Linked DNA regions of Homo sapiens: region 2 is linked to region 1. Evidence: read pairs that join two places in POLR2A ChIA-PET (ENCODE). Cell type or tissue: endothelial cell of umbilical vein. All regions are shown on one strand. Each heading gives the region's core, and the rest is flanking DNA. Links, peaks and the distances in the headings are about the cores only.

Region 1 (7,719 bases), core at 3,250-5,749:
CCAACGCATCCCTACCTCTAGGAGGCCGCCTGTGTGCCCCTGGGAACGCTGCTCCCTGTCCCTTGGGGTCCCGGTGTGACCACCCTCTCAGCCCCTTCCTTGGGGAAGGCACCTGACTCCCTACACCCAGCTGGCTTTCATTTGCTCAAAATCAGGAAAAAGCAGAATTCAAGACATCACAGAAATGTCTTCGCCTGTAACTCCATGAAAGATAAACGGTCAGACACCCAGGAGGGAGTCCCAGGGACCCTTGAGTCTCACCTGAGGCTCTGGCTTCAAACCTCGAGATGTTTCCAGCCATGCTAGCGCCGCCCCCCACAACCTGCCCCACACAGTCCTCCCTTGGGAACTCACAGATTTGGCCCCCACCTGCCCCGTTTCTTCTGGTGGAGTGGGTGCGTTGGGTTGGGGTGGGGCTGGGGACTCTGGATGTGTCTTAAGAGTCTGAGTGATTCTGACACAGCCAGGCCCTGCCCCCCTCCTGACCTTCGCCCCACAGGAAAGGGAGCCACACGCCTGAAGCGCCCAGCACACCCCCCTCCGTCCTCCCCAGGTCACCCGCTGGCCGTGTGAGCCGTGCTCCCCACTGCCCCTTCACCCACCCCAGCTCCTCCTGGCAGCACCCAGCCTTGGAAGCTACTTCTGATTACAACCGCCGAAGGAAGACTCGCTCCCTCGGCACTGACCCAGACAGCCTGCACCATCACGCTGCTCAGCACAACCCACACAGCCTTCCTCCAAACCCCATGGAGCGGGGAGTATAATCACCCCCTTTCTACCAACGGACAAACTGAAGCACAGAGAGGTTAAGTCACTTTCCTAAGCTCCCAACACGATGACAAAAAATAGAAGGTCAGCCCGCAAGTGGAACTAGGTGCTCCAAGTCCCCGGTCTGCCTGACACTGCACCTCCTCGCCGCCACGGTCCCGGGTCCGCCTGACGCTGCACCTCCTCGCCGCCACGGTCCCGGGTCTGCCTGACACTGCACCTCCTCAACACCACCACGGTCCCGGGTCTGCCTGACACTGCACCTCCTCACCACCACCACAGTCCCGGGTCTGCCTGACACTGCATTTCCTCATCACCACAGTCCCGGGTCTGCCTGACACTGCATTTCCTCATCACCACGGTCCCGGGTCTGCCTGACACTGCACCTCCTCACCGCCACGGTCCCGGGTCTGCCTGACACTGCACTTTCTCAACACCACTCCTTGGCCGGCTCCCAACTACAAACCAAGCCATGTCTTCCATCCTGAATCCTCTTGGCCTAAACATCACTCACAATGCCTCCCTCGGGAACAGGCACAAGTCCCACCAGCACAGCCTCCTTCGTTACCTGCGTTTCCGCTAGCCCAGGGCCAGCTCCAGAGCCCTCACCACAGAGCCTCTATCCTTCACCCCCGGACACTGGACCTCACCAACCCATAGCCTGGAGGAGATCCCTGTGTGACCCCAGGGCCTCCTCTGCCCGACTCTGAATTTCACTGCCCAACGTGACACCTCGGAAGGCTCTCTGGGCACTGGCAGCCCTCCATGGGCACCGCTCCTTCTGGCCAGCTCTGACATCCCGGCTGGTGAGGTGCCCTGCACGAGGCCTCTGCCCACTGGGACCTCACAGCCGTGCTGTCAGCTGCAACAAGCGACAGAATTTCACGTTTTCTTCACGTTGCCCCTGGGTGAGCAGCTCCAGGTAGTTTTCAGTCGAGGCGAGGCGTCCCGTCAGCAGCCAGGCGGCACAGCTAATTCATGCCCGCCGGGCGCACGGCCGCAATACCAATGGGCACCTGCAGCCTGGAAAGCCACAGAGGAACCGAGAACAGCGACTGTGCTCAGGTGACAGGACTGTGGTCTTTTAACAAAACATTTTCCTTTAACGTGATATTTTACGGCAAGGAATGAAACCTGGAGGGCAGGACATTTGGATACTAAAGCCCCAGGCTGCCGCGTGGTCTGCTTTGTGAAGTCTGAAGCCCGCGCCCCATTCTGGCCCCGCTCACAGGTCCGGCTCTGACTCACCAGCTTCAATGCTAGGCCGTGCCTGTCCTCCAACCAGAACATGACTTCCTTAAGGACAAAGCCGTTTCTCGCCCATCCCCATCTCCCTCTGGATTAAGAAATATGGGAAGATCTTCTAGAACCACCTCAAATTTGCAGAGAGCCATCCTGGTGACAAACCCTTGAAATGCTTCTAAGAAGAGTTTAGGTTTCTTCTCAACTCTAAAACCTCTAGAAAACTCTATTTCCACACCAGCTGCCCCTGGAACACTTCAGCTTCAAAAGGGCCCAGGGCAGGGAGACGGAGGAGCCAGCATCCACACCGAGCACCAGCCTGTTAATTAACGGGAAGCGGGTGGGGCCCATCTCCAGGCAGCTCTGAGGTCAGACTGGGGAACCATGCTTACAAAAAAAAGTGAACTGAAACGCTCACGTCCTCATGCAAAACCAGACTCCCAGTTGCATCTTTCTGTCTCATTGAGGAGCTTTTTCCTCCCTTTGACAGAACACCCTACACACGGCATCTGGAACCAAAGCAGAAAGATTCAGGCTCAGAGTAAAACAGTCCCCACACTGGCTGCATGTGGACGTTCCCGGCCCAGAGTCTCGCCCAAGCAGGGCCTATAAATGACACAAAATGTTTTTCTCCTGCGTGCCAGTCATGCTCCAACTGAGTTATGTGTAAAAGTGCCTCTCACGGCTGAGGGCAAAAACAGTTCCCACAAGACTAGAGAAAGGTGACCCCTGACGGCTGAGTCTCTAGGGAGCGTGGAGCTGCGTGCTCAGCCCTGCGGCCCTGACGGCTCTGGAATGGAAAAGCTATCCAACTGGAAGGGCAGGGCTCGCTGCTAGTCCAGCGGTCCAACCCCACAGGTGTCTGTGGTGTCAGCTCCATGCCACAGAGCCCAGGGCTGGGGCCAGAGCCACCAGGCCCCCTGCCAGCCTGCAGGGGCCTCCTCCTCTGGGTAGCCTAACCACCCCCTGTGAGCGCAGGCAGCCTCCTCTAATCACCACAGGGCCTGTCCCCCCCTCTCCCCCGCTTGCAGGAAAATGAGCCCTGAGGACTCCCCAGGGCTGCTCTGGGCCTGGACATGGAGACTGGGAATTACATTTGCAGAAGGAGCGCAATGCCCTTGAAGGGCTCAGCCACGAGCAGCCAGTCCCCAGGGCTCAGAAGGCCCAGCTGTTAGAACCCTGGGAGCCAGCAAAGAGCCAGGGGCTCCACCTAAGTCTATAGCCCCTGCCTCTTCTGGTTGGGAAAGAAATCAACGCCCCTTTACTGGCTCCCACTGACAGCCCACTCCCCCAGGTATGGGAGGATTCTGGGACGATGCAGGCAAACCTGGACCCTGAGTGAACCTGCCCCAGCTCTCACGGGCCTGGCACCAGCCACAGCACCTAAGGCGCCGGTCATGGTGACAACATGAAGGTGATAAGGGCATGGACAGTGGACATGGCAGCTGGACACTGGGCACCCACTGGATGCCAGGCACCCAGCACGGCTCCGTCACCCCTGGATGAGCAGTGGCCCTTTGCAAGCCAGGGTAGCCTGGGCAAGTTATTTGGGGGTCTCCAAGCTTGTCCAGCTGTGCGACTTCACTGAGCCATGAGTCTGGGATTTTATCAGGGCCCACACCCGTTCCTGGAACTCTGATACGTGAGGGAGCCACACAGGGACCCTTAACAAAAGCTCCCAGGGCAACATGTTCTCTTGCCTCAGTCTCCCAAATAGCTGGGATTACAGGCGCACGACTACCGCCCGGCTAATTTTTGTATTTTTAGTAGAGACAGGGTTTCACCATGTTGGCCAGGCTGGTCTTGAACCCCTGACCTCAAATGATCCTTCCACTGTTAGGGCAAGGCACCTGACAGGCACGACTGCACGATCTGCTTGTTGGGGGCTGTGTCCATTCCCCACTCCTTCGACAAATGTCCACACCCAGCCTTGCTTTGACACCCCAAGAACAGAGATGGTGACACCTGCTTCCTACATGCCCATTGCTCTCCCAAGGCAGACATCCCCAGCAGATGCAACACAGTGTTTAGGCAGACATCACCAATCGATGGTGGCAACAGACACCAGGCCCTGCTCCCTCTAACTCCAGTGGCCAGGCCCCAAGCCAGCTCTCACCTGCCCACTCCCAACCCACAGCAGCAAGACTCAGAAATGGCAAAAACACAAAGAGAACAGAAACGCCCCATAGCGGGAGGATGACTAAAAGACATGTCTTGATAAGATATTGTTCAGGCATAGGCCAGGCACAGTGGCTCATGCCTGTGATCCTAGAACTTTAGGAGGCTGAGGTAGGTGGATCACCTGAGGTTAGGAGTTCAAGACCAGCCTAGCCAACATGGTGAAACCCCATCTCTACTAAACATACAAAAATTAGCCAGACATAGTAGCGGGCGCCTGTAATCCCAGCTGCTTGGGAGGCTGAGGCAGGAGAATTGCTTGAACCTGGGAGGTGGAAGCTGCTGTGAGCCACTGTACTCCAACCTGGACAACAGAGCAAGACTCTGTCTCAAAAAAAAAAAAAAAAAAAGATATCCTTCACTAAAACTCATGTCTTTGATACATATTTACCTCCTGCAATCGCAAATGCTTCTGCAGTGCATAAAGTGAAATAAATAGCAGGAAGCCTTACGGTTCGATCACCCACACAGACACACAGTCACATACAGGAAAAACGCAGGGAGGGCTGGGGAACAAAAAAACAGAAGATAAAATGTGGAGACAGACACACCAAGAGAGTAAGAGACCACCTCCAGACCTCCCTTCAGCTTCTCAAACACACGAGCCGGGCCCGTTACAGAATTTGCGGGGACCGCTGCAAAATGGAAGTGCAGACAGCCCCTTACTCAAAAGGTAGGAATTTCAGGTCAACAACAGAGCTCACCTCATATGACTACACAGGTCACACAGCCCGTGAAGTCGGTCCCAACACCAGCATGCTCCTGCCTCAAAGCCGCTGCACGTGCTGTTCCTTCTCGCCTTTCCCTCTTTTAGTCCTTCAGATCTCAGGCCTCCTGAGAGAGACCTCTGACCTGCCGGCTCAGGCGGCCACACCCCCAGTACAGGAGTCTCCGGCTCAGCCCCTGCTGTGTTCCGTACCCGATCCAGGTCTGTCCTATGTCCATCTGTGTGCCGGCTTGCTTCCTGACATGGCCCCCACCACACGTGTGCCTCGGGGCAGGGGAACAGGCCCGTCTCATTAACTGCTTTCTTCTCAGATATTTTCTGGAATATTTGTGGATATTGGGCAACATATATGCTCCACCTTTTTCAGACTAGCCAGGACGAGCTGCATTTTTTTTTTTTTTTTTTTGAGACAGGGTCTCACTCTGTTGCCCAGGCTGGAGTATAGCGGCATGATCTTGGCTCAGTGCAACCTCCGCCTCCTAGGCTCAAGCAATTCTCCTGCCTCAGTCTCCCAAGTAGCTGGGATTACAGGCCCGTGCCACTACTGCCCAGCTAATTTTTATATTTTTAGTAGAGATGGAGTTTCACCATGTTGGCCAGGCTGGTCTTGAACTCCTGACCTCAAATGATCCACCTGCCTTGGACTCCCAAATTGTTGGGATTACAGGCGTGAGCCACTGCGCCCGGCCCGAGCTGCCTGTTTTACACCTTTGCCATATTCCGGTGATTCTCTCTCCCCTCCGTCCCCCGGCCCTGACTGTGGTGGCCACTCCCTGCCGTCATGAGCCCGTATGTCCTCACTCTTTCCCTTTCCGCCAGGACTTCAACCAACACTGCAGAGCGCAGGGTCCAGCTCCAGCACTGAGTTCAGCCTCTTCTCACCAACAGACAGGCAGGAAAGAAAACAAACTCTGAGAAGGCCAAGGTTCCCGGGCAGCCAGCAAGCCAAGCATCCTTCTCCGCTGAGGCTTGTGCAGCCGAGGCACCCCCTCCTCCAGGGAGCAGGCAGCGTCCTGGGGCAGTCTGCGAGGGAGACCAGGGCCTTGCTCCACCAGGGCCCAGGTATGGGGCAGCAGCAAACTCATGGCTCTGGGAGCCAGACCCCACCTGCTAGAACCTACTATGCCACCTGCTGTGGGCAACCCCAGGCTGGTGACTTGCCCTGGCCTCCTCTGTAAACAAAGGGCTCATCCAACCTGGTCAAACCACTCCTCCCCTTCAAGGGTCTATAATCCTCCCTTAACCTGCTTGGTCCAAACCCCTGGTGTCGCCAGGTCACTCAGGAGGCAGCTCATCTGGACTCCTTCCCTGGGTCCAGTTTCTCTCTCAACATTGCCTTTGAGGCCGAGGTGAACGGTCAACAGCGAAGGGCCCCAGAGGTGATGGAGGAGCGGGTGTCCAAGACACTCACCCTTTCTAATGCACTGACTCCCTCGTGGACTCACTTGTGCCGTCTCCCCCACCCACCCAGCCCCAGAGCCCAGAGTGCGAGCGCCAGAGGCCCGGGATTCTGTCTGCACCGCGGGGTCCCCAGTGCCTCGGAGCAATGCCAGCACCCGGCAAGTGTTCGACAAATGCCTGCTGAATGAGCAAATGGATGGATGAACGAATGAATGAGCAAGCAGATGAATGAATGGGGTGCTGTCCAGAGCCGTGAGGACTAGGCCGCCCAAGTCCCCATTTCTCAAATTCTCCTTCTCCCGACTTGGGAAACAAGATGCTTGGTCGGGGAGGCTCTCCAACCATCCCCTGCAGCAGCCGGCACAGCGGACAGACCCTTTGATGTAACAGCCATGTCTTCATTAAAGATGCCCTGCTCTCAGAAAGAGAAAGACAAATACAAACCTGGAAAATCCTCACCAAACGCAGGACCCCTGCCAGGGAGCAGAGAAAAGACCCACACGCCACGGGCGCCACGACCACACACACACCCCAGCCGCTGCACACAAACACAGACCCTAGCCAGCAAGAACAGGGGGACCAGGAAACTGTTCCTAAAGTCAGGACCCCCATGTGCTCAGACAGCAGTGAGAGCAAGGACACTTCTCCATCCACCGGATGCCAGGAGAGTCCTTCTAGGGGGCCCCACACCGAGACTCTGCCCTTAGGACTGTTCCTGAGTGTGGAAGCCAGCCCACTTGGAAGCCCCCTGCCCTCCCGAGTGGGACACCGGCACAGGAAGCAGGCCCTGTCCCCCACCACCTTCTGCAAGCTGGGCCCCATCACGCTACAGAAACGGGGAGGACTGGTCCCAGGGATGGCGCTTTCCTGACACCTCTCGTTACCCCCTCGCTTGCCAGGCCCCAGGGTCAGCCCCAGAGGCCAGACTGGCTATCCCAGGCCCGGGAGCATCCCCGAAGGCGAGCTGCATCCTGAACGTGTGTGATTTCCCGAAGGGCCCGCCCCGAACCGACACCTGGAAAGAAAGATCCTCAGCCGGTGCCCCAGAGGAGAAGAGCCATGCCTCACTGCAACACAGTCCCAGGAAGCACCAAGTGCCTGAGGACCAAGGCGGAGAGTAAAAAAGTGGAAAATATCTGGGGCAAAAATAAAACAAAACAAAACAGGATTGACCTCCTGGGCTCAAGCAATCCTCCCAACTCAGCTTCCCGAGTAGCTGGGACCACAGACTTGAATCACCACACCCGCCAAGTGGATCATTTCGAACGGGTTTGCCGAGGTTCCTTCTGGGGCACCCCCGGCGGCCGCAACCCATTCCCGCCAGGCCCCGCCCCGCCCGCCCGCCCCGTCCCGTCCCACCGCCTCACCTGCCTTACACGTCCTGCCGTTGTCCTGCAGCTGCA
Region 2 (7,719 bases), core at 1,696-4,195, 130 kb before region 1:
CAGGACTTAGAGATCAGCCTGTGCAAAATAGCAAGACCCCGTCTCTACTAAAAATATAAAAATTAGCCAGGCGTGGTGGTGCATGCCTATAGTCCCAGCTATTCAGGAAGCCAAGGTAAGAAAATTGCTTGAGCACAGGAGAACTCAAGCCTAAGGGTGGGATTTTTATTAGGTTGGTGCAAAAGTAATTGTGGTTTTTGCAATTAAAAGTAATGGCAAAAACCACAATTACTTTTGCACCAACCTAATAAACTGGCAAAACAAGATACCTACAACGCGGGGGGAAAAAAGGAAACAATCTCATACAGGTTCTTATCAGTGTCCAAAAATAAAGAAAAAAAGGATAAAACATGAATGAAGAAAAGGCTCAGGCCAGGACTAGTTGTAGCACTATCCCAAGCTCCAAGAGTTAAGTCTTTACTCCCAGTTTTGAACCTAAACCTTCTAATGTGTAGCTGGCAATTCTAGTCATACTTGTATGCCTTAGTCTCCACCGTTAGCATTTCTAAAAAAAGATTAACAAGAAAGGGAAACACTCTACGGCTGAGCTGTCCAGTTCCACAGCCACACACAGTTACTGAGCATCTGAAACATGGCTAGGAAGGCAAAGGAGCTGGTTTTTTGTTGTTGTTCCACCCCACTCCCCTGGGAGCTGAATTTTAAATTAATTTTAACTACTTATATTAGGTTGGTGAAAAGTAATCAGGTTTTTGCCATTACTTTTTATTGCAAAAACTGGAATTACTTTTGTACCAACCTAATACAAAGTTCTACTAGACAGCACTGCTCTGACTCACGTTAAAACTAAGCACACACATACCAAGACCCTATCTCTCTAAATAAATAAAAAACAATAATTCAATTTTTAAAAATCTAGGCACAGAATAAATGTTTATGGCCTGTAATCTTAGATGAATAAATTCTCATCTTCTAGGTCTTAACTTTCTCAACCAAAAAATGTAAGAGTTCAACTCGATTGTGTCCACGATTCTAAATGAACTAGTGCAGCATATAAATTAATATTCTTCATTCAAACAGTAGTAATGTAATTAAAGCCACATACCCCTTAAAATTATGGGAGGTACCTCAAACTGAAGACACAAGGGTATTATATGACCCCTCCATATGGCCGAGGAAGTTCTGTCACTATTTGAGCAAGTCACCACATCTCTCTGAGCTTGTTTTCTTATCTGTAAATGAGAGGTTTAGACTAAATGATTACTTAAGACACTTCAAATCCTAAAATTCTTCATTCCTTTAGATCTAAGAAGACATAGAAAAGAACAAATAAGTGAAACCAAGATACTCAAAGAAATAAGGAAAAATTATAAAAACCAGTTTAAACTCTTAAGAAATGAAGTAAATTGAAACCAGACCCCAATGACAGAGGCTGTAAAGTTGTACAATGTCAATGTGCTCTGCTAGGAGGCTGATTTGGTCTACTGGCACGTGCCTAGTTTTTCATTTTTGCTTTAGTCCACACGTAAAAACACACTGCTATCTCCAAAGAAGGCCAAACTGCAAAAAGTTCTATACAGTCAGGTGCGTGTAGCTGGGATGAGAACACACAGCTCACAAAGGTTTGGACTGTTCTTTCCCCCAACAAAAACTTGACCAAGAAAATCTTCCTACACTAGACAGCTATAGTAGAATCCCCATTGCTGCTTTCAGGGCTCTCAAATTGTACCAGGAGCTTGCTTACTTTGTCAATGAGCCAAACCAAGTAAAACGGGATGCTCTCTTGACAGGGGGTACACTTACTTTTAGCTGCAATAAGGTAAACTGAAGTGTGCATTCATCCATAAAGATATTGTAAGATATCCTTTCCTATGGCGTATAACTCAGTACATATATGAAATAGGAAAGAATCCACTCGAAAGAATCCTAACAGGTATCTGGAGAAAGGAATATAGCCTACTGACTTAAGTGAAACGTGAAAAAGTAGAGGGTCAGGGCAGAAGGACAAGCTCTACACAGCTCTTTTCAAAGGCACCTTTCTATATACATTGTGTGGCCTATACCAGACCCACCTGTATATTTCTCAATCTTGAAAAATTTTAATGAAAAAAAGTAACTCTCAAAGAACCTGACTTAGAGCATAGTAAGAAAAAAAAAACAATTTCTACTTTCTTCAAGAATATAATGCTTTACCTGATATAGACATTCCTTTGTTTTACTGCTGATTTAACCAGGCCACCACTGATGACCATTTAGTTTTCACTTTTTGCTATTACAAAATATGCCAGTATTTCCAGAAGTGGATCTGCTGGATCAAAGAATGTGCGCTTCTAATTAGGCACGTGGCCAAGTGGCTCTCCAATGAGGTACATGGCCAAGTGGCTCTCCACGGAGGTCAGCCCTACCCATATTCCCCCAGTGATGTGTGAAAGCCTGTTTCCACACACCTGGTCAACAATGCATTTGCTTTTCTCTTCAGTGAGGATGGGCACTGTTCATATATTGAAGAACCATTTATACTTCACTTTTCTGCCAACTGTCTGTTTATATCCTTTGTCTACTTTTCTACTGGGTTGGTCTTCTCAATGATTTGTAGGGGTTATTTTAAAAAAAGAAAAAGTTATTTGTCTGATAGCATTCCCTCTTCACCTCATTCCAATCTGCGATCTCTCTACCACTCAGCTCAAACTGCTCTTTCAGGTCACTGACAACCTCCAGACAAGGCTAAATCCAAATGAAACTCTTCTGTCCTCACGTACACCTCACTCTCAGCAGCATGCAAGGCAGTCCCCCAGAAGACGCTCCTCATTAGAACATTCTCCTCGCCTGGCTTCTCTGATGTCACACACTCGTTGTTTTCTCACTGGCCATTTCTCAGTCTCCCTAGTTGGAGGGCTGCTCCTCTCCTTCCTTCCTTCCTTCTTCTGTCCCACTGATAACACAGAGGCTCCCACAGAGGTCAGGCTGTGGACCTAGCACACTTCCCTGAGTGCAGCACATTTGCTCGAAGTAAATTCACATTTGTTTTATTTGTGCTGTTTCCCCAGCAACTAAAACAAAGCGCTGGGAGATTCAAGACAAGTTCTGTTGAATAAACGAAGCCGTTTCCGTGGGTTTTTAAAATATTCTTCTCCAGGCCGGGCACGGTGGCTCACGCCTGTAATCCCAGCACTTTGGGAGGCTGAGGCAGGCGGATCACGAGGTCAGGAGTTTGAGACCAGCCTGTCCAATATGGTGAAACCTGTCTCTACTAAAAAATACAAAAATTAGCCAGGCGTGGTGGTGTGCGCCTGTAGTCCCAGGTACTCGGGAGGCTGAGGCAGGAGAATCACTTCAACCTGGGAGGCGGAGGTTGTAGTGAGCCAGTATCACACCACTGCACTCCAGCCTGGGCAACAGAGTGAGACTCCGTCTCAAAAACAAACAAACAAAAATTCCTCTCCATAAACACAACTAAGGTCCAAATTTATAAAACCAAAACAACCATCATGGCATTTCAAACACAGGTAACCCAATGACTAGTAGACATTTCCCTTTGGTTATCTCACAAGCACATGGTATTTAATCTCCAAAATGGAGCTTTTGCTCTCCATCACAAGCTGCCCATCCAACCAAACCTCCTCTTCACCATGCCCTCCCCATCTCAGTAAAAGGCACACCCTAGTTGTGAAAGGCAGCCTGGAAAACAGCCCTGGCTCCTCTTTTCCCTTCCAATCCAATTCACCAAAACATTGTCAGTTCCGCCTTACACTTTCCCTTCTCTGCATCTTTTGCCACAACCTGGAATAAGGTAAACTGGAGTGTGCATTCATCCATAAAGATCTTTTAAGATACCCTTTGGACACAGCTTCCTAATTCATCTCCCAGTCTCCTCTGGCCCCTCCAACCCACTGTTTACTTGGGTTCTTGGTTAGCGCCCCCTGCAACTCCCATGTGAGCATGAACAATAATGATAATAATTCTGATATATGCTCTGTACTATGGTGGCCACATACGGCTTTTGAGCACTTGAAATATGACTAGTTTCATCTAAGAGGTACTAAGAGTATAAAATATGCAATGGATTTCAAAGATTTAGTATAAAAATGTGAAAACATCTCAATTTTCCTACTGATTATATGTTGAAATAATATTTTGGACATAATGGGTTGTATAAAACATATTAAAATTAATTTTATGCGTTTTTTACTTTCTTCATGTGGCTATTAGAAAATTTAAGATTACATACATAGCCTGCATTGTCTTTCGTAGAAACACTGTCCTGAGCATTTCATGAGGGTACCAGCACCATGTCCATCATCTTTAACCATGTACACAGTAAATCCTCACTTAATAGTGTCAACACGTTTTTTCAAACTGCGACTTTAAGCAAAACAACATACAGCAGGTTCTTGAATAACACCATTCCATTATAACACTGATGAGGCAGACAAAACTGGTTCAGTTCTATGTCATTTTGCTTAAGTTTGCAGCTTCCAAGAACCTGTTAATGGTGTTAAGTGAGGACTTACTGTATGACCAAAGCACAGGAAGCGCTAGGACTGGCACCGGGTAGGCACCCAAGGTATCTGCTGAATGAATTAGTGGCCAAAAATTGGTATCATTTACATACATTCACTTATAAACAAAACATGAAAAATTTAATTATTACTTGAAGTTGAATGATACTTTAAAAATACAGTTGGAATTAAGAAAACAACTCTTTCAGTTTAAACTCTGGATACACACGCATTTTAAGAAATAATTTGAAGGCTGGGCACAGTGGCTCACGCCTGTAATCCCAGCACTTTGTGAGGCCAAGGCGGGCAGATCACTTGAGGCCAGGAGTTCAAGACCAGCCTGGCCAACATGGTGAAACCCCATCTCTACTAAAATTACAAAAATCAGCCAGGTGTGGTGGTGCGTGCTTGTAATCTCAGCTACTCAGGGGGCTGAGGCACGAGAATCATTTGAACCTGGGAAGCAGAGGTTGCACTGGCCGAGATCCCGCCACTGCCCTCCAGCTTACATGACAGAGTGAGACCCTGTCTCAAAATAATACTAATAATTTGTCTACTTCTTCAATGTGCAGGGTTAATCACATTGTAATTTATTCTTCTAACTTTTCATCATGAAAGTTTCTGTTAGAAAAGAAAGAGACTGGAGAACACTACAAATTCAATGTTAACCCACAAAGAACTTAAGAATTTTGAGTTATCAACCCTTAACATATTGTTCATCACAACTCCAAAACTGGCAACAAGAGAAGGAAAGCCAGCAGACAGCACGAGGAGAAAACAAGTAGACAATAAACATGAAAAAACTAACAACAGCAAAATCCATGCTAACGATGCCCTGCAACATTCTGAACTGCCAGTGAGGGCGTGATGCACTCAAGATGACCAGACTGCCACTGGCCTCCCGTACACACAGAAAAGGAAGGCGGCGGAAGTGCCTTCCAAAATGAACCCTCACCCTTCAAGTATTGAACAGCTCTGGTCTAAATGAATTTCAATGTGATTTAGGTTAGAAGCCCTTAAAAATTTCAGTTTAGCTCCACATTCAACCTCCAGAGACAGATCACAACCAAAGAAACAGCACCATTTTCAGATAAAAGTTTTAGGCTGAGCACAGTGGCTCACGCCTGTAATCCCAGCACTTTGGGTGGCCAAGGCAGGCAGATCACGAGGTCAGGAGTTCAAGACCAGCCTGGCCAAGATGGTGAAACCCTGTCTCTACTAAAAATACAAAAATTAGCCGGGCGTGGTGGCACGTACCTGCAGTCCCAGCTACTTGGGAGGGTGAGGTAGGAGAATTGCTTGAACCCAGGTGGTGGAGGTTGCAGTGAGCTAAGATCACACCACTGCACTCCGGCTTGGGCAACAGACTGAGACTTCGTCTCAAAAAAATAAAAAAGTTTTAAAGTGAAAGTCCAACAAAGTGTATTCTCCAAGAGAAACTTCCTCAAGATCCAACTACCAGTGCACATAAAACAGAGGCTACACAACACTGTGGGGAATACCACAAAACAAAAGAGCCCAGTCCTCCCACAAATGGAAGGCATGGTGGGAGAAGAGCAAAAAATGAGGAACCCATATACAAAAAAAAAAAGGTAGGTCTTATTTGGATCCTGATTTGCCACTGCCAAAATTAGAAAATCACACAAAAAAGTTATCACATGAAACTAGAACTTTCAAGTCTAAGTATTGAATAATATCAAGCAAATGTGTGTTCATTTTATTTTTAAGATGTGAGGCTTTGTGGTTGTTACGGTTAAGAGTCCTTATTCTCTGAGAACATATACTAACATATTTATAGAAGAAGCAATAATTATTTGAATATCTTCAAAATATAATGGACAAAATTGACAATAAAGAAAAAAAGATTTAATAGAACTCCTTCACCTCAAAAGACAGAATGAGGACCCACAGAATAGGTAAAGATATTCACGATATATACATCTGACAAGAGATGCCTGTCCAAAATACAAAAATCCTACTAACTGTTGTTTTAAAATACATCTCAGCTGGGCACAGTGGCTCTTGCCTATAATCCCTAGCACTTTGGAGGGCCGAGGTGGGAGGAATGCTCAAACCCAGGAGTTTGAGACCAGCCTGGGAAACATGGCAAAACTCCAACTACAAAATATACAAAACTGAGCCGGGTGTGGTGGTGCGCGCAACTGTGGGCCCAGCTAGCTACTCAGGAGGCTGAAGTGGGGGGATCCCTTGAGCCAGGAAGGTCAAGGCTGCAGTGAGCTATGATCGCACCACTGCACTCCAGCCTGGGTGACAGAATAAGACCCTGTCACTTTTTTAGAAGTCCACAATGTGCCTCTCTTCTAACAAACAGAACATGGCAAAGCTAGATGCTACGTGACTTCCAAGACTAGGTCACAAAAATGATAGCTTCCACTTAGGGGCTCTTTCTCTTGAATCACTCTCTCAGTGGGAAGTTATCACCATGTCCTGAGAACAGGAAACTCAGACATCCCTGGCAAAAGCCGATGTGAAAACGACCTGAGGTCTCCCACCAACAGCCAGAACCAGAACCTACTTGCCAGGCATGTAAATGAGCCACCTTAGAACAGATCCTCCAGCGGATCCATGAAGGCTTCAGAGGGCTAATCACACCCAAGCCAGAAGCAGACAACCATGCCACTCCCAAGTTTCTGACTCCCAGAAACTGCAAGATAATGTTTATTGCTGTTTTAATCCACTACGTTTGGGGATAATTTATTATGCAGCAAAAAATAGAAAGGTAATAAAAACAGAAAAAAGATAATAGAAAAAAAAAGGCTTAAACATATGTTTCATAAAAAAGGATATCCAAATGACCAATAAACGTATGACCTCACTACTGTAAATTAAAATTGCCCTAAGTAAGACATCTCTACACAGCTACCAGCATGGCTAAAATGAAAAGGATGAAATACTGGAGAGGATCCAGAGTAAGTGGAACTTTCACACACTGCTGATGGAAGCCTAATTTGGTACAATAGCTTTAGTAGATGCCACTACTATACATATACCTCTATGCCCTAGCAATTTCACCCTTAGGTATACTGAACAACAGAAATGCATACGTATGTTGTTGACCAAAAGATACAAACTGAATGTTCAGAGCAGCAATATCTGTAACAGCCCAAAACTACCATCTATCCAATGTCCATCAACAACAGAACAATTTCATATGACAAAATTTTGTGAAGCAACAGTAACAAATAATCAACTGTATGCAATGACTTCAGTAATTTTACAAACAATGCCAAGAGAAAGACAC

What was found. Peaks named below come from ENCODE experiments on the same cell type or tissue, not always from the same donor. Only the 100,000 strongest peaks of a DNase experiment are listed, where the experiment ranks them.
Region 2: POLR2A ChIA-PET joins it to region 1 with 5 read pairs; 2 of 35 experiments call an interaction of 5 or more read pairs at or near these places.

Annotation. Positions count from the first base shown.
Region 1 is chr11:68,365,667-68,373,385 of GRCh38, reverse strand. LRP5 (LDL receptor related protein 5) reads right to left here. Exons shown (of 23, transcript NM_002335.4): 5 at 7,684-7,719. Among named protein-coding and RNA genes, the nearest start is that of LRP5, 57 kb to the right of the region's middle. RefSeq lists an enhancer at 2,102-2,151. In endothelial cell of umbilical vein, for the core only: no CTCF peak of the experiment used is centred there; no DNase peak of the experiment used is centred there.
Region 2 is chr11:68,498,616-68,506,334 of GRCh38, reverse strand. The region is part of intron 1 of PPP6R3 (protein phosphatase 6 regulatory subunit 3); the gene reads right to left. Among named protein-coding and RNA genes, the nearest start is that of PPP6R3, 42 kb to the right of the region's middle. In endothelial cell of umbilical vein, for the core only: no CTCF peak of the experiment used is centred there; a DNase peak (open chromatin) is centred at 2,904; H3K27ac peaks cover 1,670 bases.